Regions from separate parts of the Homo sapiens genome. Here regions 1, 2, 3 and 4 are each linked to region 5. A link is a contact called in ENCODE Hi-C or POLR2A ChIA-PET data. All regions are on one chromosome and are shown on one strand. The core of a region is the stretch at or near the end of the contact, and the rest is flanking DNA. Distances in the headings are between cores, read along the strand shown. Region 1 holds the start of MAN2B2 (mannosidase alpha class 2B member 2). Region 2 overlaps LOC124900660 (a long non-coding RNA gene). Region 3 holds the start of KIAA0232. Region 4 holds the start of WFS1 (wolframin ER transmembrane glycoprotein). Region 5 holds the start of ABLIM2 (actin binding LIM protein family member 2).

The links. Hi-C counts contacts between places; a loop is a spot of excess contacts on that map. ChIA-PET counts read pairs that join two places held with the same protein, here RNA polymerase II (POLR2A). Pooled maps may share reads with other maps.
Region 1: a pooled map shows a loop between it and region 5 (17-fold over the local background). The contact joins the promoter of MAN2B2 here to the promoter of ABLIM2 in region 5. A Hi-C loop is called at or near these places in 1 of 37 single-sample maps with no recorded cell type and 9 of 50 pooled maps. POLR2A ChIA-PET finds 5 or more read pairs at or near these places in 2 of 52 experiments (activated B cell and activated CD4-positive, alpha-beta T cell).
Region 2: a loop to region 5 is called in a map of naive thymus-derived CD4-positive, alpha-beta T cell, with 22 times the contacts of the local background. The contact joins the enhancer-like site here to the promoter of ABLIM2 in region 5. A Hi-C loop is called at or near these places in 1 of 168 maps with a recorded cell type or tissue (naive thymus-derived CD4-positive, alpha-beta T cell) and 7 of 50 pooled maps. POLR2A ChIA-PET finds 5 or more read pairs at or near these places in 1 of 52 experiments (activated CD4-positive, alpha-beta T cell).
Region 3: a map of ascending aorta shows a loop between it and region 5 (7-fold over the local background). The contact joins the promoter of KIAA0232 here to the promoter of ABLIM2 in region 5. A Hi-C loop is called at or near these places in 4 of 168 maps with a recorded cell type or tissue (CD8-positive, alpha-beta T cell, ascending aorta and naive thymus-derived CD4-positive, alpha-beta T cell) and 12 of 50 pooled maps.
Region 4: a loop to region 5 is called in a map of CD4-positive, alpha-beta T cell, with 7 times the contacts of the local background. The contact joins the promoter of WFS1 here to the promoter of ABLIM2 in region 5. A Hi-C loop is called at or near these places in 2 of 168 maps with a recorded cell type or tissue (CD4-positive, alpha-beta T cell and breast epithelium), 1 of 37 single-sample maps with no recorded cell type and 14 of 50 pooled maps.

The regions. Positions count from the first base shown.
Region 1 is chr4:6,571,998-6,576,648 of GRCh38, reverse strand. It overlaps MAN2B2 (mannosidase alpha class 2B member 2), which reads right to left and starts at 1,460. Exons shown (of 19, transcript NM_015274.3): 1 at 1,301-1,460; 2 at 1-71. The coding sequence starts at 1,438. LOC105374365 (a long non-coding RNA gene) reads right to left here. Exons shown (of 3, transcript XR_925098.3): 2 at 3,042-3,140; 3 at 2,311-2,458. RefSeq lists a silencer at 1,211-1,670 and enhancers at 959-1,727, 1,728-2,495, 2,496-3,264.
Region 2 is chr4:9,689,468-9,694,094 of GRCh38, reverse strand. It overlaps LOC124900660 (a long non-coding RNA gene), which reads right to left. Exons shown (of 5, transcript XR_007058019.1): 5 at 3,541-3,805. It also overlaps the pseudogene FAM86MP. Among named protein-coding and RNA genes, the nearest start is that of DRD5, 90 kb to the left of the region's middle. RefSeq lists enhancers at 877-1,386, 1,387-1,897 and silencers at 2,205-2,354, 2,365-2,414, 2,475-2,554. Within about 2 kb of position 2,279, at least 31 of the 41 ENCODE cell types and tissues checked have a DNase peak (open chromatin) inside an H3K27ac peak, as active enhancers do.
Region 3 is chr4:6,779,721-6,784,524 of GRCh38, reverse strand. It overlaps KIAA0232, which reads right to left and starts at 1,798. Exons shown (of 10, transcript NM_014743.3): 1 at 1,684-1,798. RefSeq lists silencers at 709-1,478, 1,539-2,418.
Region 4 is chr4:6,267,111-6,271,929 of GRCh38, reverse strand. WFS1 (wolframin ER transmembrane glycoprotein) reads right to left here and starts at 2,080. Exons shown (of 8, transcript NM_006005.3): 1 at 1,916-2,080. RefSeq lists a silencer at 1,993-2,102.
Region 5 is chr4:8,155,881-8,160,407 of GRCh38, reverse strand. It overlaps ABLIM2 (actin binding LIM protein family member 2), which reads left to right and starts at 1,595. Exons shown (of 21, transcript NM_001130083.2): 1 at 1,595-1,728. The coding sequence starts at 1,719. RefSeq lists silencers at 989-1,048, 1,389-1,878.

The sequences.
Region 1 (4,651 bases), core at 211-2,710, 1.6 Mb after region 5:
CGCTGCTGGCCGCGGGCCAGCTCTTCCACCACTGAGGTGTAGACATTGGCGGCGTACGCCCGCATGCTTTCCTGGGGAGGGGACAGCATCATGCCAGCCCCGGTCCAACAAGACCAAGTGTCCCTGGGGCCCCTGCCATTCGCCAGGTGTGTCTGCATGGGGTTGGGGGCTCTGCCCTTCCTTCCCTGCTGCTCACCCCCCACACAGCTATTAGGCACTCGCTCCATACCAGGCTCTCCCCACTGGATGGGATCGTGCTCTCCTGGGGGAGAGGGACGGGGAAACAGACACCCTACATGGGCAGAGACAGGTGCCCTCCCAGCCCAGGGGTCAGGGACAGTTTCTCAGAGGGGTGAGCAAGCTGGGCCTTGAGTGTGCAATTTGGGGGGCTGGGCCCTGAGTGTGCCATTGAGGGGCAGCACAGGAAAGTCTTAGGCCTCAGTCGGGGTGTGGTCCAGTGACCCCAAAGGGGCCTGCTGGGGCTGAAATGAGGAAAGCTGGTGCTGAGAGGAAGAGCTCCCCAGGCTGTCCCTGGCGTCTAGGCGTCTGCCTCCCCAAGGCTGGGAGCTCCAAGGACCACAGCTGTAGTGTGTTCCCATCCGAGTCCCGAGGGCCCTGCACACAGGGTGCCCACAGAGTGCTTACATGAATGGAAGGAGCACCGAGCAGGGAGTCAGGAGGCATGAGGGTTATTCCCGAGCGACCTTGGGCAAGGCAGCAACCCTCTCTGGGCCTCGGTTTTCTCCTCTGGAAACTGGCTGTAGTGGGCATGCTTCCCCTACCCTTTACAGATGGGGAAACTGAGGCTTAGGGACCAAAGCCCCTCGCCCAAGGTCCTGAGCAGAACCAGGAGGTGACCACAGGTCCACCTTCACCCCTGTCCTGGGGGGCGGAGGACGCTGAGCTGGCCTCCAATATTCAGCCCCGCAGGGGACCAGCCCGGCCCCTTCCCAGCGGGCACCTGACATCCACCTGCTCTGAAGCCAGCCCCACCCTCTCCTGCTCCAGGCTTCCCTGGAAAATGGGTTACCACTGTCAACCCCCAAGCCCCTCCCCAGCCGGGAATGCAGGGGTCCCTCCAATCTGCACCACCCTCCAGAAGGGGAAATGGGGGTTCAGAGGCAGGAAGTGACTGGCCCGAAGTTAGCGACGCAACCAGTCAATGGCAGCGTGGGGTCCTGAACCCACTGAGCCTCCTTCTGCGCCGGCATCGGGCCCCGGGACGCAAACCCACACTCAGATCCCGCGGGGAGAGGGAAGCTGCAGCCTCAGGGGCGCGCGGGGCGTGGTCGGCACCTACCTGCACAGTGTAGACCCAGCCCACGTCCATGTGGCTGTGGGGCACCACGAAGGCCCGGATGGGGCCGGCGGACTGGACCCCTGGCGGTCGCAGCAACAGGAGCGGTGCCAGCAGCGGCAGCCAGCACAGCTGCCCCATCCCTGCGGCAGGCCGGGAAGGTGCCAGGCCCACTTCCGGGTCCGCGAGGGGCGGGGCGGCCGCGCGGGCGGGGACGCGGCCCATTGGCTGCGGGCGGGGGCGGGGCCCATTGGTTGCCGGCTGGACGCCGACCCCGGGAAGCTCGGGAAGGAGGAGCTGGAGGCGCGGGGCCCTCAGCGGGGCAGGGCGCCTGCTCTTTGCGGTTTAGCTCTCCATCCCCGTCTCCAGCTTTCTGGCCTTCCCTCCCTGTCCATCCTTTCAGCCCCATCTCCCCCAAGCCTGCCAGATCTCCCCCAACCAGAGGAGACCCCTCCTCGCCCAAAGCCCACGCTCTGGTGGTTCCTCTCGGAGCGTGTGCCTCTTCGCAATACCTGCATCCCGCCCTCTGGACTCGGCTCCGGGACTCTGAGGCTACCGTGCAAAATTCGGCTCAGCACGGACCCTGTGAGCTCTGCCACCAGGAACCTTCCCTGATAACCCTTTCCCTCCTCTCCCTGGCGTCGAAACCCCATCTGGGCGGCGCCATGGGGGGCTTGTTATGGGACTGTCTCCTTTTTTTTTTTTTGGACAGGATCTCACTCTGTCTCCCAGGCCGGAGTGCAGTGGCGCGATCAGGGCTCACTGCAGCCTTGACCTCCCGGGCCCAAGTGATCCTCCCACCTCAGCCTCCTGAGTAGCTGGGACCACAGGGGCACACTGCCACACCCAGCTAATTAAAAAAAAAATTTATAGAGATGGGGGCCTCACTATGTTGCCCAGGCTGGTCCCAAACTCCTGAGCTCAAGCGATCCTCCTGCCTCCGCCTCTCAAAGTGCTGGGATTACAGGCATAAACCAGCATGCCTGGCTCAACTGTCTCCATTTTAAGGAGGAGAACTGGCTTTCAGAGACAGTAACTGACTTGTCCAAGATCACGCAGTTAGTGGAGGAGCCAAGAGAAGCTTTCTGGGTTACTGGATGGTGACCTGGGGCGACATAGGTAACCTCGCTGAGCCTCAGTGAAATGGGTCCGATAGAGGAGCTGTGAACAAAGTAAGGATGCACCCAGGCTGAGAGCGTGAGCACAGCACCCCTTGCCTGCACTCAGGGGAGGTGCGGTCACATTGGTGCAGCCTGTTTGGGACTGTTGCCTGGAGTCAGCCCTGTCCACTACTCCCTGCCCAAGAAAGCAAGGGTCTGTGGCTTGGGGTTTACTGTCTGAGAACCACTTGGCTGTGCCCCTGCCTGGCATTTCCTAGCGGAACCAGAGCTGCAGCTCTGAGCAAAAGTGCTGGTCCTCTTGTCCATTATGTAACAAATGGAAACTGAGAACAGGTTCTCCAAGCAGGTCTCCCTCCTCCTTCTGTCCTGTCCACCCCCTGGGGACCCCTGCATCCCCATAGCCTCAGGTCAGATGGTCTGAGCCTGACGTGGACAGTACTCACTAACACATGTCCCCATGACCGGCCAGGCTCACAGCTGGGCTCCACTCTCCAGCCTCTGCAACCAGGTGCGGCCACGTGGCTAAGTGCTAGTCAATGGGATGGGTGGGGGCGGGCACTGTGCTCCTCTTCCAGGCTGGCCCCTAACAACCTCCTGTGGGTGAGCCCTGCTCTCTTACTCACCCACTGCTCCAGTGGAGGGCACTCCGAGGACCTCAGGGAGGTTAGAGCCACCAATGGAGGCTCTGAAGAACCACATGGAACCATGAGGAACCCAAAGAGCTGTGACAAGAGGGAGAAATAAGCTTTAATTGTGTTAAGCCACTGAGTTTATCGATAAGGCAGTGTCACAATCTTTGGCAGACTGTATCTGCCAAAGATGGGCTCCACAACATTACCCACCCCCCAAGCTCTTTGTAGAATTTGGTTGACGAGAAAAGCCACACTCTAAAATATCTCAGAACGTTTATTCTAAGCCAAATAGGAGTGACCATGGCCTGTGACACAGCCTCAGGAGGTCCTGAGAACAGGTGCCCAAGGTGGTTGGGCTATAGCTTTATACATTTTATGGGGACAGAAGTTACAGGCAAAGACATGAATCAATATATGTAAAGTATACATTGGTTTGGCCCAGAAAGGTGGGACATCTTGAAGTGGGTGGGTGGTGCTTCCAGGTCAGAGGAGGATTCAAAGATTTCCTGATTGGCAATTGGTTAAAAGAGTTAAGCTTTACCTGAAGAGTTGGAGTCGGCAGAAAGAAATGCTTGAGTTAAGACAATGGGGATGTGGAAGCTAAGGTTCTTGTTACATAGATGAAGCCTCCAGTTAGCAGGCTTCAGAGAGAATAGATGTGCATGTCTCTGGGGACCTTAAAAGGTATCAGACTCTCTGGAAAAGAGCTAGTAAGTAAGGAGATTCTCTACAGAATGCAAGTTTCCCCCACAAGAGATGACTTTGCAAGTCCATTTCAAAATATGTCAAAGAAAATTTATTTTGGGGTAAAATACTTTGATTTCCTTTAGGGCCTGCTCTCTGTCGTGTGTTGCTATACCAGAGTCATGTTAGAATCGGGTATCTGATTGCTACAAAAGTGTTCTGTCAGTCTTAGGAGGATCTCTATGTTAATGTTAATGCTGGTCAGCTGTGCCGAAACTTAAAGGGAGGAGGCTATGATGAGGCATGTGTGACCTCCCACTTCCCATCATGGCCTGAACTAGTTTTTTGGGTTTCTTTGGGGTCCCCTTGGCCGACAGGGGGTCCATTCTCTCAGCTGGGGCTTATAATTTTATTTTTGATTTACAATATGATCTTGACATTCTTCCTATTAGGAGATAGGGTCTATGTCTCCTCTCATTGAATCTTGTTTATTTATTGTTTTTTATTTTATTAATTTTTGTGTTTTTTAGAGATAGAGTCTTGCTCTGTTGCCCAGGCCAGAGTGCAGTGGTGGACTCCTAACTTACTTCAGCCTCAAACTCCTAGGCTCACGTGATCCCCCTGTTTCAGCCTCCTGAGTAGCTGAGACCACAGGTATGTGCCATCATGCCTGGCTAATGAAAACTTTTTTTTTTCTTTTTTTTTTAGATATAATATCCCGTTATGTTGCCCAGGCTGATCTTGAACTCCTGGGCTCGAGGCATCCTCCCACCACCATCTCACAAAGTGCTGAAATTATAGGTGTATGCCACCATGCCCAACTAATTTTTCTTTTCTTTTTTGTAGACAAGATCTCTCTATGTTGCCCAGGCTGGTCTCAAACTCCTAGCCTCAAGGGATTCTCCGAAAGTGTTGGG
Region 2 (4,627 bases), core at 1,030-3,529, 1.5 Mb before region 5:
GTCCTGAGATTACAGGTGTGAGCCAGTGCATCCAGCCTTTTGCTGGATTTTAAAGCAGCTCTCCCTACATTTCATGCTTCACCACCTACGAGAGTGAGGCTCAGGGTGAAACTCAGAGTAGGGTGCAAGATAACTTCAGGTATCTCCCTGCTTGAAGCCCTGTCCTACTGTATTGCCCTGAAAGTCTTCCCTGCTGTGGCTGCATCTTTTCCACGTGGATAATCTTGGTTCACCTCTAGCACAGGAATTCTTCACTGGGGCTCCTAGGATGGGCTGGGTGGGTGGGGGTGGAGGATGTCTGCCTCCCCTGAGTTTGTATGGAAAACGTATTCTTCTGGTGCACTTCTTTCTGGGAGGGAGTCTGTTGCTTTGTCTTTTCTGAAGGGCTCATGGCCCTTTGAAGGTGAAGACCCAGGATGCAGGGTGATCTGCACTTGGCCCTCAAGGCCAAGGTCAGGCTGTGGCTGGGCCGGGTGGTGATCCTGCCTCTCACCTTCATGCAGATGCACTTGAGTGCAAACCCCACCCTGGGCAAAGCAAGGGCCCATTTAGGTCTAGAATAGACAGGAGTGGACAGGACAGGCCTCATAAATGAAAAAAGAAACTCTCTGAGCATCTACCAAATGCTAGAAGCTGTTTTGCACCTGTCATCTCTGTTTCTGCTGTGGATGGTTTAAAAAACATTCCCTAGATTCCCCCCTCTTATGCAGATTTTTGTATATACTGATGTCTTTGTCTAAGTCTTAGATAGAAAACAAAAGTGCTGGAGCTATCGGAGGTGCTGACACCCACCTGCAGTGCTGACTCAATGTTTTTGTTCTTTGAACAGGGGTGTTTTTAAAGGGTACAAGCACATCTGTGGTTCTTCTCTCAGGTCTTCCGGAGAGATTCAGGAGGCAGGGTCATGAGTCCCAGGGACTCTGGGACTCTTACCTTCTGCAAAATATCCCACAGAAGCTCAGAATCTGATGAGTCTCTTAACTTTGCTTCTAAGCTCTATGTGGAGGGAAGAGAGAGAAATCTCAAGGGTGCATTCACAGGAACATTAAACGTGCAATAGAATGTGTTGGCAAAGCGCTATGTGATCTCTCCTTGGGGACGTGGAGCCAGTTGGAAGTGGAAGCCACAGCAGCTGAAAGCCTGACCTTCAAATGTTGCAGGTGCACCTGGATGAGTCACAGGAAGAAGGCTAGAAGACTGACTCTTGGCCACATTAGTCTTGGCTACTTAGCTGCCACCCAGGTCATGGGCCAGCTCCCTGGTTGCACTGGTCAGCCAGGAATTACCAGGGCAGCCATGGCACCAAGGTTTGATGGGCTTGCCATCTGAGTTTAAGTGGAAATGCAGAATGTGCCCATACCAGCCTGGGTTACATTGTCCTCTTACAGGGGCCTCAAGCCCAGCAGCGAGCTTTGGCTCCCGAGTTAGGCAGACTGTCTCGGCTGGTATGTGACACGGGGCAAGGCACTTCATTGCTTCAGAGCTCCTTCCATGCCGTAAAAGGCCCTACAAGACCTGGTCCTAATCCCTCTCTCTGGCCTGTTCTCCCTCACCTCTTGCCCACCCTGCTCACTCCACTCCAGCCACACTGGCTGCCTTGCTGTTGTTCCTCAACCACAGCTGGCTTGTTTCCACCACAGGGACTTTGCATATCCTGTTCCCCAAGCCCTTCCCATGGCTAGCTGCTTCACCACTCAGGCCCCAGTTCAAATGCCACCTCTTTGGGGAAGGCTTCCCTGATTCCCCGACTTTGGTGACTCTTCTCCCCAGTTACTCCATTCACCATTTCCCTGTTTTATTGGCTTTAAAGCTACTCTCATCTGGTCTTTTCTTGTTTATTCATTTATTTGTTTGTTCTCTGGCTCTCCCATGCAAGCAGAGCCTCATCTGTCATGGGTACTGCTGATCCATGGTGCCGGGCTCACGAAAGGCATTTATTAAACATTTTCAGACCGAATAAAAACAGTAGCTAACACCGACATGCATTTACCATGAGCCAGGCACTGATCCACAGGCTTTTGTACTCAACTCTGACAACAACCCTAAGAGGTAGCTATCATTATATCCCCCATTTTATTAAGAAGAAAACAATAGCACAGAGAAGGGCTCAGGAGGCGGGGCCGGGGCGGGGCGTTGACTATGTCGTAGCACATGACCAGGCGGTGCTCGGACTCTGGGAGGCAGAGCTTAGGGAGGGCCGACGTGGGGAGGGGCCCAGGGTCCGGGAGGCGGGTCCGAGTCTGGGCTGCGGGCTACGCTCAGGAGGCGGGCCATGGGGGTATGGCCAGGCGCTGCTCGGGCCCTGGGAGGCGGAGCTTAGGGAGGCGCCGGTGTCGGGAGGAACCCAGGGACTGGGAGGTGGGTCGGGGCTGGGCTCAGGGGCCGAGACGGAGCTGGGCTTGGGGCGGGGCCGAGACGGAGCGAGGGGTCCAGGGTGTGGGAAACGGGGAGGGGTTTGAGGAGGGAATCGGAGTGTGGCTCACGTTCGGGAGGCGTTACCTGCGGAGGGTTTGAGGCAGGCCCAGGAGCAAGGCCATGGTCGGCCGAGGCGGGGCCAGGGGCGGGCCCTAGGAGCCGGAGCTTTGGGCGGGGCCGAGTACGGGTTTGGGGCCCGGGAGGCGGGGCCGGTTAGGGCAAGGGTCCCTGGGATCGTCGAGTCAGGCCTTGGGCCAAAGTAGACACTCTCGCAGTTCCTCCGCCTTCAGGAAGGTCTTTTTGGCAGGGGCCTTATGGGTGCGCGCTTCGGTCCTGGAGGCCTTATCCCAGCCGCCTCTCCATCAGCGCCACCCGTCTGGGGCCCGACAGGAGGGAGCTTTCCCTCTGTCCTCCAGCCTTTGGACTGTCACCAAACAAGCCATTCGTTCACCAAATACTTACTAAGCGCCTACCATGCGCCTGGCAAGGCAGATGTAACAGTGAGAAAAACTAGGTGTGGTCCAGACCCTCCAGGGTCTCAGGGGCTCGTGGAAGAAGTGGACATTGAAGTACTTATGATACAAATGAATATAAAAGTACAATAGCGATATCTGCCATGAAGGTGAGCAGACAGAGCTAGCGGGGCTTCCAGGAGGAGTTTTGATCTTGCAGGGACAGGAAGGAGGAGTTAGCTCCTGCGGGGTGGGATTAGCGGTGGTGGTGATATAGACTTGGGGACAGAGTGGAAAACAACAAAAATATAATTATTTTAGTTCAAAGTTATTGTGTCTTGAGTTGAAAGGCAGGGCAGTTAGCAACACAGTTCATATTTCAGTACTGCCCCTGAAATCTGAACTGTGTTCAAAGTCTAAAACGTTTACCTTAGCAAATGCCTCATAAAACTCCATTTGGAAGAGTCCAGAGAGCTAATTTGTTGAGTATACTTGCAGAAGGTAGATGAGGAGACAGATTAAATCTTATTACCTCTTTCAGATGAGAGGCACTTGAGCCCTGCTCAGCTATGAGAATAAGAGAGGGGAATTAATTCTAATTGAATACACTTGTTCTCTCATAGCTGTTGTTCCCCACCAGAACCAAATGAGCGCAAGATCTGACAAAGAAAAAAAAGGTTCATCTTTTATTCTCCCAAACACTTTCATTTAAATCAAGAGGGTGGGATGTGGTTATTGCTGTGCTTTTAGACAGAATCAACGGTTTCTGGGTCTGAGATATTGCATATACCCTCTCAGTCCCTGTATCCTGAGATGGAGTCACCTGAGAATCCACAGCAAGTCCTAACCAGGGATGGGTCTGCGTGGTTAAGGAAGGTTGGCTTCAGAACTGGGCCAGGGGCACTGCTTTGCTTTTGCTGTTTTGATCAGCTCTCTGCCTGTAGGAGACAAGGAAAACCAATGGGAACAGGTTAGTTACACTCATAAATCCTGGGCTTATTTTACTAACTCACATAATAGCTATTAATTGCCTTTCTTCCAAGGAGCAAAAGGGTATATACGGTCAATGCCATAGTAAGTAACACTGTATTATGTTATACTAAAATATTAATAAATCTAGGTTGGTTCAGTCTTTCCTGATTCCATAGATTGGAAGCGGATTGAGGAAGGACGCTAGCGGACCACAGAGCTGAGCCATGCACACAGAAGAAACCTTTTTTTTTTTTTTTTTTGTGAGACGGAGTTTCGCTCTCTTGTTGCCCAGGCTGGAGTGCAATGGCACGATCTCGGCTCACTGCAACCTCCACCTCCTGGGTTCAAGTGATTCTCCTGCCTCAGCCTCCCGAGTAGCTGGGATTACAGGCGTGAGCCACCATGCCGGGCCATTTTTGTATTTTTAGTAGAGACAGTGTTTTAACATGTTGGCCAGGCTGGTCTCAAATTCCTGACTTCAGGTGATCTGCCCGCCTCTGCCTCCCAAAGTGCTGGGATTACAGACGTGAGCCACCGCGCCCGGCCAGAAGAAATCTTTATCTTGGTGTGCGGGCTCTGATGAGGGACAAATGTCATCTATCTTGGACCTGAATCTGGAAGGATCAAGGCACTGAAGGGATTTTTTTGTTTCAGACAGTCTCCCTCTGTTGCCAGGCTGGAGTGCAGCGGCACGATCTCAGCTCACGGCAACCTCTGCCTCCCGGGCTCCAGCGATTCTCTTGCCTCAGCCTCCTGAGTAGCTGGAACTACAGGCACGCGTCACCACG
Region 3 (4,804 bases), core at 549-3,048, 1.4 Mb after region 5:
TTTAAGAATGGTTCAATCCAAAATAACTGATGGAAGAATATTTGACCTTGAGGATGCAGAGTGATAGAATCCGCTCCTCCTCCCCCCCCGCCCTCACCCGCCTTTAAATTCTAAGTCCACGAAATGGTCAAAGTGTTCTGGAACGGGTCTTATTTTGCATAGGAAGAATCTAGCTTGGGCATTTTACCGCACAGTTTTATCCACAGCATCGCCTATTACCAAAACTGCTTGTCCCTACCCCCTCACGAGCTTTCTAACAGTTTTTAAAACAAGACCCAGAAATGTAAAATCCCTTCTTAGGAACTTGAACAGTAAGTCAAAGTATCCAACCCAGGTAATTATTAGCAAGAACTACATTTATATAATTTTTTCCAAAGAATCTCGCATGCCTCCTCTCCGCTGAATCTCCCTCCTGTTTTTAACTGGGTTAAATCTTTATAGCTTGCCTATAGAGGACAAAAACGGAAAGGTGGCAAAAAAGAAATCAAGACAGTTCTGCCATGATTTAGGGGTCTGTACCAAGAGTTCGGCAGGTCCTGTCACCTGCGCACCACAAGACGCAAGCTGAATTCTAGGGCAAGACGAAGCATTCCAACACGACACACACTGGTTTCTCCAGCGGGAAGAAGCAGAGAGCTCTAGAAATGCCGGCTGCAGACGCGTATTGTTGGAAAGGAGCCGGATCAGGCCCCGCAGCAACTCGGGGCGCCCTCGCGACAGGGTTTGCCGCGCAGCGCACGGATGACTGTGGGCCTGTCACTCCTAGCTCCAGCTGTAACCTTCGCCAAACCTTGCGCCGCACCGGCCCCGCCCGCCAGGCCCGCCCCCCGCGCCGCGCCCCGCGCCATAGGCCGGCGCGCCAGTCGCTCAGCCGGCCTCCCGGCCCCGCCCGCCTGCGGCCCTCCTCCCCCGCCCGGCGGTTTTCCCTTCCCGGGGCCCCAAAAGGACAATGCTGGAGGGGAGGGGAACGGAGGGAACGCGAGCGAGCGGCCCAGGCTGCCGGCCTGACCCCGCTGCCGGGGACGCCGGGCGCCTCCCACCGGCCGAAGCCTTCCTCCCGCGCCCACTTTCGGGGCTCTACGTCCTATCAAGTCTAAGCACCCCCGCCTCGTCTCCCCTAGAAGAGCCGCCCCGGCGCGGCGACACCTGCCCCAGGCAGGAGGCAGCCAACGGCAACCCATTGTGCGGACTCATCGTCCACAGCCCACCCGGGCGCAAGAGCCGCAAGCTGGTGTCCCGGCGTCCTGGGGTCGGGGCGGGGGTCCCAGGGCCCACAGCTCACCCGCACGCCCGGGCACCACCAGGATCGGGGCCGGTCAGGCCTCCCTCGGCTGGCCCCGGAGCCATCAACAGCGGCCCGGTCTCCCTTAGGCTGGCCCCGGAGCCATCAGCGGCGGCCCGGCCTCCCTCAGGCTGGCCCCGGAGCCCCCGGCGGCGGCCCGGTCTCCCTCAGGCTGGCCCCGGAGCCCTCGGCGGCGGCTCGGCCTCCCTTAGGCTGGCCCCAGAGCCCACGGCGGCGGCCCTGTCTCCCTTGGGCTGACCCCGAAGCCTTCGGCTGCGGCCCGGCCTCCCTCGGGCTGGCCCCGGAGCCCCACGGCGGCGAGCGTCCGGCCTCCCCGGCCCGCGCCCACCCGGCCGAGGGGCTGCTCCGCGCCCTCCCTCCCCGCCGCCTGCCCGCAGTACCTGCCGAGGCTGCCGGGCGGCGCGGCGGCCGGCGGGGGCGCCTCTCCTCTGGCTCCGAGGGGCTGCGGGCGGCTGCCGAGCGCCGGGCGGCCCTGGCCTGCGCCTTACGTAAAGCGGCGGCGGCGGCCCCAGCGCCACTCCGCGGAGGGCGGGAGGCGGCGCGCCGGGAGCCGCTCCGCTCCGTTACCCGGCAACTGGCCTCAGCGCCCCGCCAACCAGGGGCGCGCTCCATATCCTTCCGCCCGGGTGCCGGGATTACATCAGCGCCGGCCGGTCCCCGCCCCTGCCCCTCCCTCCGGCTGGGCTGCGGGCGCGCGCGGGCGGTGGGCCGCGGGCTGACGGCGCGAGGGGACAGGCCGGGGCTGGTGCCTGGCGGGTGGGGGTCTAGGGCCCGGGACGCGCCGTGCAGCTTGGCCGGGGCGGCGGAAGCCGCTGGGAGGTGAGAGGGCAAGCAGTAGAGAGGGCAGGCAGGAAGCGGGAGCCCCCCAGCGTGCTGGGCGTCGGAGAGGAGACGTCTCCCGCGGAGGGGCACGTGGGACTGCCCTCGGCAGAAGCCCCCGAACTCTGCCGCCGCGCCCCGCCCCCGGCCCGCGCTGGGGAAGTGGGGCTCGGCGTGCACGGCCCCGCCCGCGGCCCGGTGCAGCCCCCGCCTTCCCGGGCTCGCGCGCCACCTGTCCGCGCCCCCTCCTCGCCGCGTCCTGGGATGGCTGGAGTAGGCGGCTTAAAATAAAGACTTTAATTTTTTGTTGTTGTTGTTAAGGAACCCAGAAGACAAGCTAAAGAAATGTGACATGGCTCTTTTTTTATTAACTAGGCAAAAATAAATTCTGGAAGCTTCGAAAGTGGAAACCAAAAATGTGCATTAACCTTTTAATCAAAGTGTCTTCACAGCCACCTACCTTCCCTAAATGTGACTCCTAGGCCTGTTCTAAAAAAGCAAATAAGTATCATGGACCTGGAAAAGGAAGGGAGATTACTTAGAAGAAAGAGGTCCAATGGGAGGAGTGACTTACCTGGGGTCATTTGTTCATTTATGCAGCACCCACTAGGTGCCAGGCACTATGCTTTTCTGTTCAGAACCTGTTGGAGAATTTCCTGCACCAGCTCACGGGCTTGTGGGAGAAGCAGATGCTGAAACACTGGAGAGGGGTCATCTGCTGAGTTGGCTAGATGCTCCATGCATCCATGGAAGGACAAACCGAGGAACTGTCGCTTACGTACTATCTACAGAGTGTTTTTTCTGCGAACATATCTTTTTGTTCTTTACAAAAATCGTGGGACAAATCTTTGTCATCCGCATTTAACTGGTGAGGAAGCTGAGGCTGAAAGAAAGTGATTTCACCCAAGCCTGGCTGCTACCGAGTGGACAGGGCCTTCTGACCTTGCTAAACCACCTCTTGCAGGAGACAGAATGTGAACCCAGGCTCCTGGCTCTGAAATATGGGGTTTCGTTTCCTTTACACTACTGTCTCCCTTAACCAGTTTGCTTCTAATTGTATTCTCTGAGCATTCGCTCAGGTGAATGTATATCGTCATAAATCACACGTTCATTCAGTCAGTTTCTTCTGAGTGCTTGTTGTGGACCTGGCTCAGTGCCGGGAACGCACAGTCCCTGTGCTCCTGGAACTCAAACTCTAAAAACAGTGTCGAGAATGGAAAGGGTATGGGAAATCCAGGGCCACTTGGGAGTAGAGGAGGGGAGAGTAGCAGAGCTTCAGAGCCTAGTTCACAGGTGCCTCCAGGCTCCAGGATTTCACAGACCAAAGTATGGGGGATTTGCAAAGGATGGTCAGCTTTTGATTTTTGCTACATTGGTGACATATCTGTCATCTACATCATATTTTACAAAAGAGTATTAACAGCAAAATTTTTTGAAAAGTAATAACAGTATATCTCAGTTCTGAAGAAAGGAAACACGGTTGGCACCTGTATAGTGACACACACACACACACACACACACACAGAGTTTATTGACCTTTTTTTTTATTACTTTGCCACAGACCAGTTTTTATACTAGTTCTACCATGAACTAGTAGAACCTGAAGACTTCTTGGAAGAAGAGGTTTTTAAGTAGGAATTATCTTGTATTAATAGGATTTGGAGCTGGTGGGGAAAGATGACAGATTAGGGAAAGAAAGTGTCTTGTTTACTTTGTTTTCTTAACAAAATAGCCTCCTGTCCTCCAAATTATTTTGATAAAAATCCTAGGAGTCTCAGCTGACTCCAACCTTAGGGCCTTTGCATCTGCTGATTTCTGTGAGGAACTCCCTCCCCAGACCTCTGCGTGGCTGGTTCCTTCTTGTTAAAGGCCCTGCTACGATGTCACCTGCCCAGAGACATCTAGATGCCCAGTTTGGAGTAGCCAACCTTCCCAGTCATGATGCCACTGCTATATTTTGTTTCTTTATTCACAGCTCTTATCAGTATCTGAGATCATCTCGTTTGTATGTTTGTTTCCTCATTCATCTCAGCCTCCTCACTCAAGACCTGTATCTCACAAGAGCAGGCATTTTGCCTGTGGTGCTTATTTTCATATGCCCAGAGCCCAGCACGGAGCCTGCCAGTTTGTAGGTGCAGGACTGAACTATCATCTGTGATGTAGTCAGAGTGCACATCAGGGAGAAAACAATCCCACCTTCCCTTGAGCAATCAGGAACAGGGCTCTTCTGCATGAGCCCCTTACCCCCTGTAGTGTGCCACGCTGCCTACGACCTTCCTTCAGGCTCCCGGGTAGAGATCAGCCAACTTAAACTCAGGAGAACAGTAGCTTTCTCCCTCTTGTGGGCTAAGATCCCTAGGGAATGCAAATGAGGCCAGAGGACTCCTGCGTTAAGGCAGGGTTGGTGTGGAGGCGGTAGACTCCCCCTTCAGCATTTTCTGAGAAGAAACCATTGTCTCCTGTGTATGTCTGAGATCATTCATTTCATTTCTCTAGTCTCAGGAGCACCTGCCACAGCTTTTTAACCCCTACAGCCGGGTAAGGCAATGCTGGAGGAAGCTGACGACTCTGAGTGCCCTCTGACTTGGATGTTCGATGCTAGCGAGGATTCTAGCAGCTGCCATCTGGGGCAGTGATTGTGTAATGTGTATGCTTAGTGAACAGCAGGGATGAGGCTGGGTC
Region 4 (4,819 bases), core at 831-3,330, 1.9 Mb after region 5:
GGTGACTGCTGGAGAGAGGACACAGGAGGGAGAGGCTGAGTGAGCAGCGAGGCGGGTCCCTGAGGGCCCGAAAGAATGCCGGCTCCTGGCTCGGGAGGCGGACCTGACCCGATAGCCCAGAGGGAAGTGGCAGCTGAAGAACCAGCAGGGCTGCGTGCAGCCAGGCCCGGATCGGGACCAGGGAGGAGCCTGGGGGTCGTCCAGGGAGAGGCGAGGGTCCTGAACCAGGGCAGGCATCCGAGTGAGGCTCAGGAGCCAGGAGAGACCCAACTGGGAGTGAGGAATGAAGGGCACAGGGGGTGGTCTGGTTTGTGGCTGGGGCTGGCTGGCTGTGGTGGTACCACTTCCGGAAGTAGGGAAGTGGGAGGGGAGGGGAGCCGTGTAGGCATAAAGCTCCCGACCTATTATGATTCTTATTGCCACCGTCAAGGATGGGTGTTTCGGGTCTGTCTGGCAGTGCAGACATCTCTGGGGGTTGAGACTGAGCTGAGGTCCCCTCTGTGACCAGCCCCAGAAGCCTGTCCAGCACTGGTCCGGGATGGGCAGGGGAGGCCTAAGTCAGAGACGCCCTCCATGCTCTTCCATCCTGGGAAAGAAGGTGAGATGGGGTCTCCCAGCCAACTTTTCCTGTGTCTGCGAAGGGAGGACAAACCAGCAGGTAGGGAAAAGAGGCTGAAATGTGGAGAAGCCTCCCTCCAAATCCCTGGTTGGATACAACGGAGACCCCATGGGAATCACAGACCCTTGGACACAGAAGTAAACAGGTGGCGACAGTGACAAAGGTGGCCTCTGGGCTTCCCGTGGGCTCCCTCTCCTGCTGCAGAGAACAGGCAGCCAGCACATGGGGTACCCAGGGCACAGCTCCTTGAGTGATGGATGCTGGCATAAGAGAAAGCCCTTTACAAACTGCAAAGCCCTGGGCCAAATGCCAGGGGTCACTGTCCAAGGTGAGGAGAGACGGGGCTGCTTCTGGAGAGATAGGGCAGAGGCCTCACACCAGGCTCTGCCCCATCAGCTTCGTGGTCCTGGGCTGGCACCAAACCCTGCTGAGCCTCAGCTTCCTGGGGTGTCAAACGGGGACTATAACTTCTCCGCCTAAGGCTACTGAGAGGGTTAAATCTGGGTGGTGGGGGGTTGCACAAATGCGACTTCCTTGGAATTCATAACATCATCTGCTAAGTGGGTGAGAGGCCAGGGCGCCATCACATCCAAAAGGGCTGGGTAGGATTCTCCAGAAAGTTTTCGTTGATCAAACAAAAAGCTAATGATCCAGAGGGTGGAGTTCATACGAGGCAGGGTCCAGGTGCTGCCACTGAAACCCCTCAACTCTCTACTGAGGGGCCCCGAGAGAGAGAGGAACTGCCACAGCGCTCCTAAGTGGGCTGTGGGGATTCAGAATGACCCCTAAGCTGCCCCTCGGGCGGGCCGGGTCCCCCTGGGGGACTGAACCCCCCTTCCCCCCCACAACACCTCCCGGGGGCCCAGGCGCGTTCCAACGGCCGGGCGGGCACCGAGGGCGGCCGTGGGTCCCGGGACCGCGGGGGAGGGGCATGACGGGGCAACTCGGGGGGGATGGCGCGGGGCGCGGGGAGGGGGCCTGCCCGCCGGCCGCTCCGCCTCTCGGGCCTGCTGTCCCGCCCGCGGCGGGGCTCCAGGCGACAGCGCGCGGGGGACCGGGGCGCGCCCCCCGGGTGACCCGTTCGGGCCCGGAACAGGGGTCGCCTTGCGCGTTGCAGAGCGGGCGGGACCCCCGGCCCTCCAACTTCGGGGACCTTGTCGGGACTTTGGGGCCAGCCACCCATCAGCTCGGAAGGGGAAACTGAGGCCCGAAGAGGACAGTGCCTCAGGGCTCTTGCCCGCCTCCTGCGCGCTGCCCACAGCCACCGCGCCACTGCCCCAGCGCCGAAGTACTCACCGGCCCGTGAGTGGGCCGCACGCGGCGCTGCGACGCCCTGGGGCCTCTGGGCCGGCAGAAAAGTTGTTCGGGAGCAGCTGAACGCGGCGCAAACGGGAGATCTGCGGCCGCGGGGGAGCAATCTGCACTCGCTGCTGAAGAGCCGGCTAGCGCGGCCTTCTGCACGAGGGGGCGGGGCAGGGGCGGGGCCTTCGGCCTCCCTCCACTCCAGACGCGGCCCCCCGGATGCGGCGCCAGCTCGGCCTGCTGAGTGGCCGGTGTAGCCGCCAATCACTCCACATCTCCGCCAATCACGGTGCGCCTCGCCTAGCTGCGGCCCGGCACTCCCCCTGCGTGGTTGGGCCCGAGGGGCCAGAAGGCGGGTCCGGCTCGCCCACAGCGAAAGTTTCCGAGCGGACTCGGGCCCCGGCCCCGCCCCCGCCCCGCCCGCGGAACGTCCAGTTGCTTAGCGAGGCCGCTCGCCTTCTCCTGTAACAGGTGGTTTGGACCCGTGGAAAAGGCTCCGGCCACCTTTCATCCACCACTCCGGCCTCAGCGTCCCCAACTGCAGATTCATTATATTTGCTGTTGCAATATTAACACACGTCTTGAGCGCCTATTCCGGCGCTGCAAGAGAGTCTAAGGGCTCCCCTAATAACAGCAGCAGAGATGGAAAAATGGGGCCTGTTTGAAACGAGTGTCTGCAGCCAAGTACTGCTTTCAGTGCCCAGAATCAAATGCAGTGTAGCAAGCTTTTCACACGGTGACTGTGGGATTCCTTTAAAGTGTGTGTTAGCCCAGGGAGTGGGCAAGGCTCAGGCAGTTTGGAGACTCTGGGAGTTTGGTTCCTGTCTGGGAGGCGTGGTTTGGAGATGAGGGCGAGGGTCTATCCTTGAGAGGCCCTGGGGAACGTGAGACCCTGCCTGCTCTGTCTCTGGTCCCCACAACCAACCTGAGCTACCTGTCCTAGTTATCACAGCAGAAACTGGGGCTCGGAGTGACTGTCAGAGATAATGCTTACCAACATGTTGGGAGCAAATATTCCAGATGGCTTTGGAGATGAGTTCTGAACACACTACTTCGGAGGACTTTTGTCAAAGCGGCGTAGTTCATGTCAGTCACCTCATTTGATTCTCCAGCTGCCCCCACTGCCCACCCCCGATCCCCAATGTTCACGTGTGACCCTGTGAGGCTCACAGAGGAAGGAAGAACACCTGCCGTCAGCCTCGCCTGCTCTGTCCAGGTTGGCTTAGGGGCTTTCACAGCTTTCAAGGGCCCCCCTAGTGACCCAAGGAGGGAGGTGGCACTGAGCCCATTTTTTATTGATGTGAAAATTGAGGCTCAGACATAGTTATTTGCCCAAAGTCTTGAAGATGTCTTTCCACCTTATCACACACTAACTGTAGAAAATTTGGAGAATTACTAAAAGTAGAAAGGAGAAAAAAAATCACTCAAAGATGATCACTGTTCACATTGTGAGATTTATGCACATTTAAGAAAATAATAAATATTAATGTGAACACACAATCACAGAGAGGCTGAAGCACTTCCCAAACCCTTTGCAGGGGCTCATTAAGCAGAGAGAAGAGGACAGATTGAAAAGTTCCTCCTGTGGAGGTCTAAGGGAAGAGAGGAAGTGCAACAAAAAATCTACAAGATGGCTTAAGGAGCCTCTATCAGAACACAGCAACACTGAACATACTCCACGGAGCTAAGAGACTGAAAAAGCAACAGGCAAATTCAGAAAGAGAAGAGTGGAGGTGAGGACAAATGAGCAAACTGGAAGATAATGTGGAGTAAATGCTTCATGATGTAGAGGAAAAGCACATGAAAATCATCAGGACAAAAAGCAGAGACTGGAAAGACAGTTCCAGGAGGTGTATTGCACAAAGGACAGGTACTCCAGGAAGAGCTGGAGGGGAAACAGAGGTGAGCAAAGTGCCAGGAGAACGTGTCCCTGGAAATCCCAGATGCCAAGGATAAAGAGACGGTCTTGCAGAGTTCCAGAAAGAACAGGTCACATCTAAGGGGAGAAAAGTTGAAGTGGTTCCTAGGGGACTTTGGAGCAATGTCCAGGGACTCTGATGATAGGATCAAGGATCCTTACCATGGCTACTACAGGATTCATCTATGTGGACAAAAGAGAGAAAATATCCACTGTGGCAAGACAGAGAAAGGACCTCAGTGATGTCCCCTTTCAGAGGAAGATATTCAGAGTTCCCCCGTCACCGAGACAGTTCAATCACAGTAGAGATTTCAAGATAGAGCAAACGCTCAGAACAGGAAGTGGTGTTAAGCAATGACCCTTGCAAAATATACAGTATGGATAATCCACATGTGCCTGTGATTTTGTACTAGCAGTGCCACATAAGGATTCTTAAAACATAAGCTACATGCTTCAAGAGAAAGTTGTATTAGCCTGGAACTAAAAAAAAAAATAGAATCTTATCACAGAGAAGTCAGAATATTTTAAGATCACATTTGGTTGAGGGGAGAAGGAGGAAGTAAAAGGATCTGATTTGGTGAGTGGGGAAGGAAAGCCTTATTGGTGGTTGGGAGGGGTGCTTCATTACCATTTACTTTTAATACATTAGCAGGGAAAGATTGGTTTAATTATGACTCTCAGCTGGGGAAGGAAAGCCTTATTGGTGGTGGGGAGGGGGCTTCATTACCATTTACTTTTAATACATTATCAGGGAAAGATTGGTTGAATTATGACTCTCAGGAATTGGAAAGTAGCAACTCACGGGAAAGAAGCAGAGTAGAACTCCTGAATTACTAGGTAGAAGTTGGGGGAGGGGTGGAGGGAGAGTAAGGAAGCAAAATTAAGGGGGAAAGTAAATAATAGCAAGAACAATAAGCTTAATAATAGTAAACATAAGATGAGATAAAATAAATAAAGCCATGGCTACCCGCCTTCGTAAC
Region 5 (4,527 bases), core at 346-2,845:
GGAAATCATGGCACCCCTGGGAGGTTCTCAGGAGCCTTTGGAAACAGAGGGAGGAAACAGAGGCTGCGGGGGAGCCTGACCGAGAGCTCCTTAGAGGGCAAGTGGCAGCAGGGTGTACCTACGGCAGGTGGGTGCCTGGCCTACCTCTCAGGCTATGATCCAGGAGTGCCAGGTGCCAGCACTCTCCCCTCCCCTCTATCCTTCTCTCCGTTTATTCAACAGATATTTGCAGACTGCCTGCTCTGTGCCAGGCCCTATGTTAGCCACAGAGAATAATAATAGCAAAGCAAAGACATTTATTGATCTCAACTCACACTGGGTCATGGCACACATTAGTTCACTGATCCTTAGATCTGGCGCCCCCTCAATTACATGGCACAAGATCCCAGTGGACTGGCATGGGAACCCTGCGGCTGCGGGCAGAATCACCTAGCTGGGCCTCCTGGATTTCTAGGGTGTGTGGGGCTTGGCTGGTTCCCCAGGACTTCAGCTCCCCCACTGAGCCACTGTACTCCTGGCCTCCCATCCTGGCCCCTCTTGGGGGAGATGGCTGCTGCTGAGGGAGGGGGAGGAGTACCTGCTCCTGCCTCAGTGTTCCATTCAGTCTACATTTTCTGTGCCCAATCTTCTTCCACTTGTTGAAAGCATCTCCAAACAGCCCTGGCCCAAGCCAAAAGTCCTTGGCCTCTCTCTCCATGCCAGGTTCCCGCGATTCTGCATCCTAAATGCTCCTCCAGCCCAGGCCCTCCGCGCCTGGTGGGCATCCTTGTGTTTGCCGGCTCCTCCCGACCTCTCTGCAGCTCGCCTTTTGTCGCACCAGGCACACAGTGGGGACCCCTGCTCCTCCCCGTTCCCTGACTCCCTCTCCTGCACCCGCGTCCAGGCCCTGTGCTGGGCGCCTGATGTCACAGGGTAGCCGGTCACCGTGGAGGCTGGGGCCGGGGACTGCGCCGAAGTGAGCCGCGCCACCTCTCCCGGTGCACCCCCCAGCTGGGCGCCAGCCGGCGAGGAGCGACGGGAGCCTGGGGTGGGTGGCGAGGCGCGGACAGCCCAAGCCCGGAGGCAGGAAACCTGCGCACGAATCCCCACCAGTGCAAGCCTCGCCGACGGATGCGGGCTAATCCTGCCCGAGCACCGCCCCCGCCTCAGTTTCCCTCTCTGTAAACTGGTAAAGAAGAGTTGGCCCAGAAGGTCTTCAGGCGCCTTGTAGCTCGACTACTCAAGAAGAGCTGCACCAAGCTCGCTTTTCCCTGCGCCGCTCTCCTAGCGACTCCCGGATTCCGTGAGCGGCAGTCCCCACGTCGCCCCTCAGGCCGTGGCGACAGCTCTGCAGAGATCTAAGAACGATTGCGAAAGGCCTCAGCCGCCGTCGCCCGTCTGCGCCTGCGCTGGCCGCGAAGCGTGCTGGGACTTGTAGTCCGATCGCCCCGCAGCTGGGGAGCCAGGCGGAGCGGTGGCGTCGAGGTGCCTACACTTCCCAGGGTGCTCCCGGGCGGCAGCGGGGGCGCGGGGCGGGGCCGCCAGGAGGGGCGTGAGAGTGGGCGTGGCACGGGCGTGGCCTGCGCGCCGTGGGGCTGCGGCGGCGCTGCCTGGCGTGTGCGCAAGGAGCGGGCGCGGAGCCGGCGGGCGGGCGGAGGATAGCGCGGGCGCGGCACCTGCGGGCCCGAGGGTCTGGCTGTCGCAGCGCCGGGCCGCCCCGACTCCGAGCGGCTGCTGAGATGAGTGCAGGTGGGTGCTGGGGACCGAGGGACCAACGGGTCCCCGCGCTGGCTCGCGGCGCCGCAAGGGCTGGGTGGCATTCGGAGGCTGCACCTGCAACGCCGGGGAAAATCACCCAGCGGCTCCACCCAACTTTTGCTCCAGGATTTTGCAGCCCCGAGGGGCCAGAGCGCAGCCCTCTGCCCTGCGCCCGGAGCGCGTAGCTCAGTGGCGCGGGCCGGGGATCCTTTCCCAGCGCGCCGGCCGGCGTGGCTGCGCCAGGATGTCTGGAAGGCGCCCCTTCTTTGCTTCTCACGGGGGTCCGGGTTGTTCCAGGCTGCAGAAAGCGGTCAGGGTCCGCGCGGGGGCCTGGGGTCCGGGCGAAGGGCCGGGGCCCCAGCAGACCTAGGCACGCAGAGGTGAGATGATAGGCGGGGCTTTGCAGCTGGGGGCGCCGCCCTTGCGCCGCTCTGGCAGCGCCTGGGTTGGGGGCGTCAGGCCGACCCTCGGCGCCCAGGACTCTCCGCAGCAGATCTGGGGACCCGGAGCCCGCATGTGTCAGACCCGGCCCCGACCCGATCTCTGCGCGTCTCCAGCCCCTCGCCCCTGCGCGTCGCACCCCTGCCTTTCCCGCCGCACCCACCCTCCGGGATCTGACAGCCTCTGTGCGGGGCTGGAAAAATCCCACAGCGCTGGAGCCCAGCCGCGCCTTGTGCTGTTGGGGAAACTGAGACCTAGAACTGGAGCCCTTGGCGGTGAGCCCTGGAGGCGGCCTGAGGATGCCCGGATCTGAGAGCCTCCTGGGGCCCGCACCGGGCTGAGGGCTTGTCGTTGCATTCCCGGCAGGGAAGGGCTGTCACCCCATTTTTCAGGGTGTGACCCGAGGCGCACCAGGCTTGAGTCACTTGCTTGGCTCAGGAAGGGGGGGCGGGGATTCGAACCCCGGGCTCACTGACTCTTGTGCTCTTTCCTCTAAGCCTGTCGCGCCAGGGACTGCAGTATGGCCCTTGGCCATGGTGCAGAAACCAATGGGGACAGCCGCTTCCCCTGAGGGAGATCGGACTGGGGAGAGAATGTGAATTTAGTAAGAGCTTCCTGTGGGCTGTAGGCCTAGAAGGGGGCGGGGGCTAAGGGCCAGGGACTCCCCTCCCTGGGGAGATTGTCTCCCTCCCCCTCCAATCCAAGGAAGGAGGGACGGCGTTGCCGGGAGCCTTTGGGAGTAGCTGAGAGCAATGGCAGGCGGTTGGGGAGGTCAGAGGCAGAACCCTTTGGAAGAGGATTTCTGAAATGGCCAACCTAGTTATCTGGGAGTGGCTGGGGAGCAGGGCACCCTGAGACTTGGCAGAACCTCCAGACACATTTATCTAATGGCAGGTGGGGATAATGGCTGGGTGCACACAGAGTAATTTTATGCTTCTTGTGGCCATAATTGATACCTGTGGTCCCCCCTGTCATCAGGGAGAGCCTCAGAAGCAGTGCTGGCATCTCTCCTCTGCATCTGACGAGAAGGGGTGTGGGGGCACTGGGGCAGTTGGGGGCAGAGACTGGGGTTTGAACCATGGTGACTGCCTGGTGGTCTTAGGCATAGGTGGCACCTTCCAGAGCTTGGCTTCCTGACCTGTAAGAGCAGTAGCATTGGTTGCCTGGAGGGGACAAGGTACAACATGAAGAGCCCCACACCTGGGAGGCCCTCGGTAGTTTGGGATGGTCATTGCTGGGTGGCCAGCTCAGCTCAGACCCTCTGAATCAATCCAGCCCTTTGGAACTGGCAATGTGTGCTCTCCGGGCCACCTGTCGCCCCTGCCCAGCCCTGTCCCCAGCCGATGATGCGCACAGCAGGCATTCCACCCACACAGTGGGGGAGAGCAGACAGCATGGTCCCTTGTTCCTGGCATGTGGGCTCTAACGTCCGGCCACTGTGTATGTCTGGCAGGACAGGAGCTTCCATCATCAACAAGGGCAACAAGGGCAGGTCCCCTGTGGCCCTCCCCACACCCGCTGGCATTATTCCAGAGCTCAGCACTGGTAGGAGTGGCTGAGCATCATCTGGTCCAGTCTCCAGCTGCCCAAATGGGCCGAAGGCTTAGAGCCCAGGGCAGCCTGTCTAACCCTCGTGTGCTGCAGGCTCCCTGTTCCTTTGGGCTGTGTCCATGTCTTCAGTTCCTGACACAGGGCACCTCCAGGATGACCCAGGTGTGGATCGAGGCCATGCAGTTGCCTTACTTTTGTTGCCTGTTGATTTCAGGTGGCCAGAGCGATTGTTTATATAGCACATGGCAAGGTGGAAGGAGATGGCATCCCATACCAGACAGGCCTGGATCCGAATCCAATGTCCTAGCTGTGGGGCGCCCCCTGCCTCAGTTTCCCCAGTAGTATGGCCGGCCAGTCCACACATGGTGAGCCCAGCAAGTGACAATCAGTGTGGTGTAGCTTCATCTCACTGCAGCCCATGTGGTCACAAGGGGACCAGTAGGGGGTGGGGTTGAGGAAGGTACCTGAGCTGGGGCAGGGGGTGGGGTGGGGGGATTCCAGTGCCAGGTCTGCCACCAGTGGGCACCAGATCCTTGAGCAAGGCCTGTGCTCCTTCTGAGCCTAAATATCCTCCTGGGCAGCTGCTGGCCTGGCAGATCAGATTCCCCCAGGTGGACAGAGGCTCCTGAGGGGTTGTGTTAATTTGCTCCATAACAAAGTACTAAAGACCAGGTGGCTTAAAGAGAAGACACTTATTTTTTTGCTGATTCTAGAGGCCAGAAGTCTGAGATCAAGGTGTCAGCTGGGTTACTTCCTTCCAAAGCCCCTCTCCTTGGCTTGTGGACGGCCGCCCTCTCC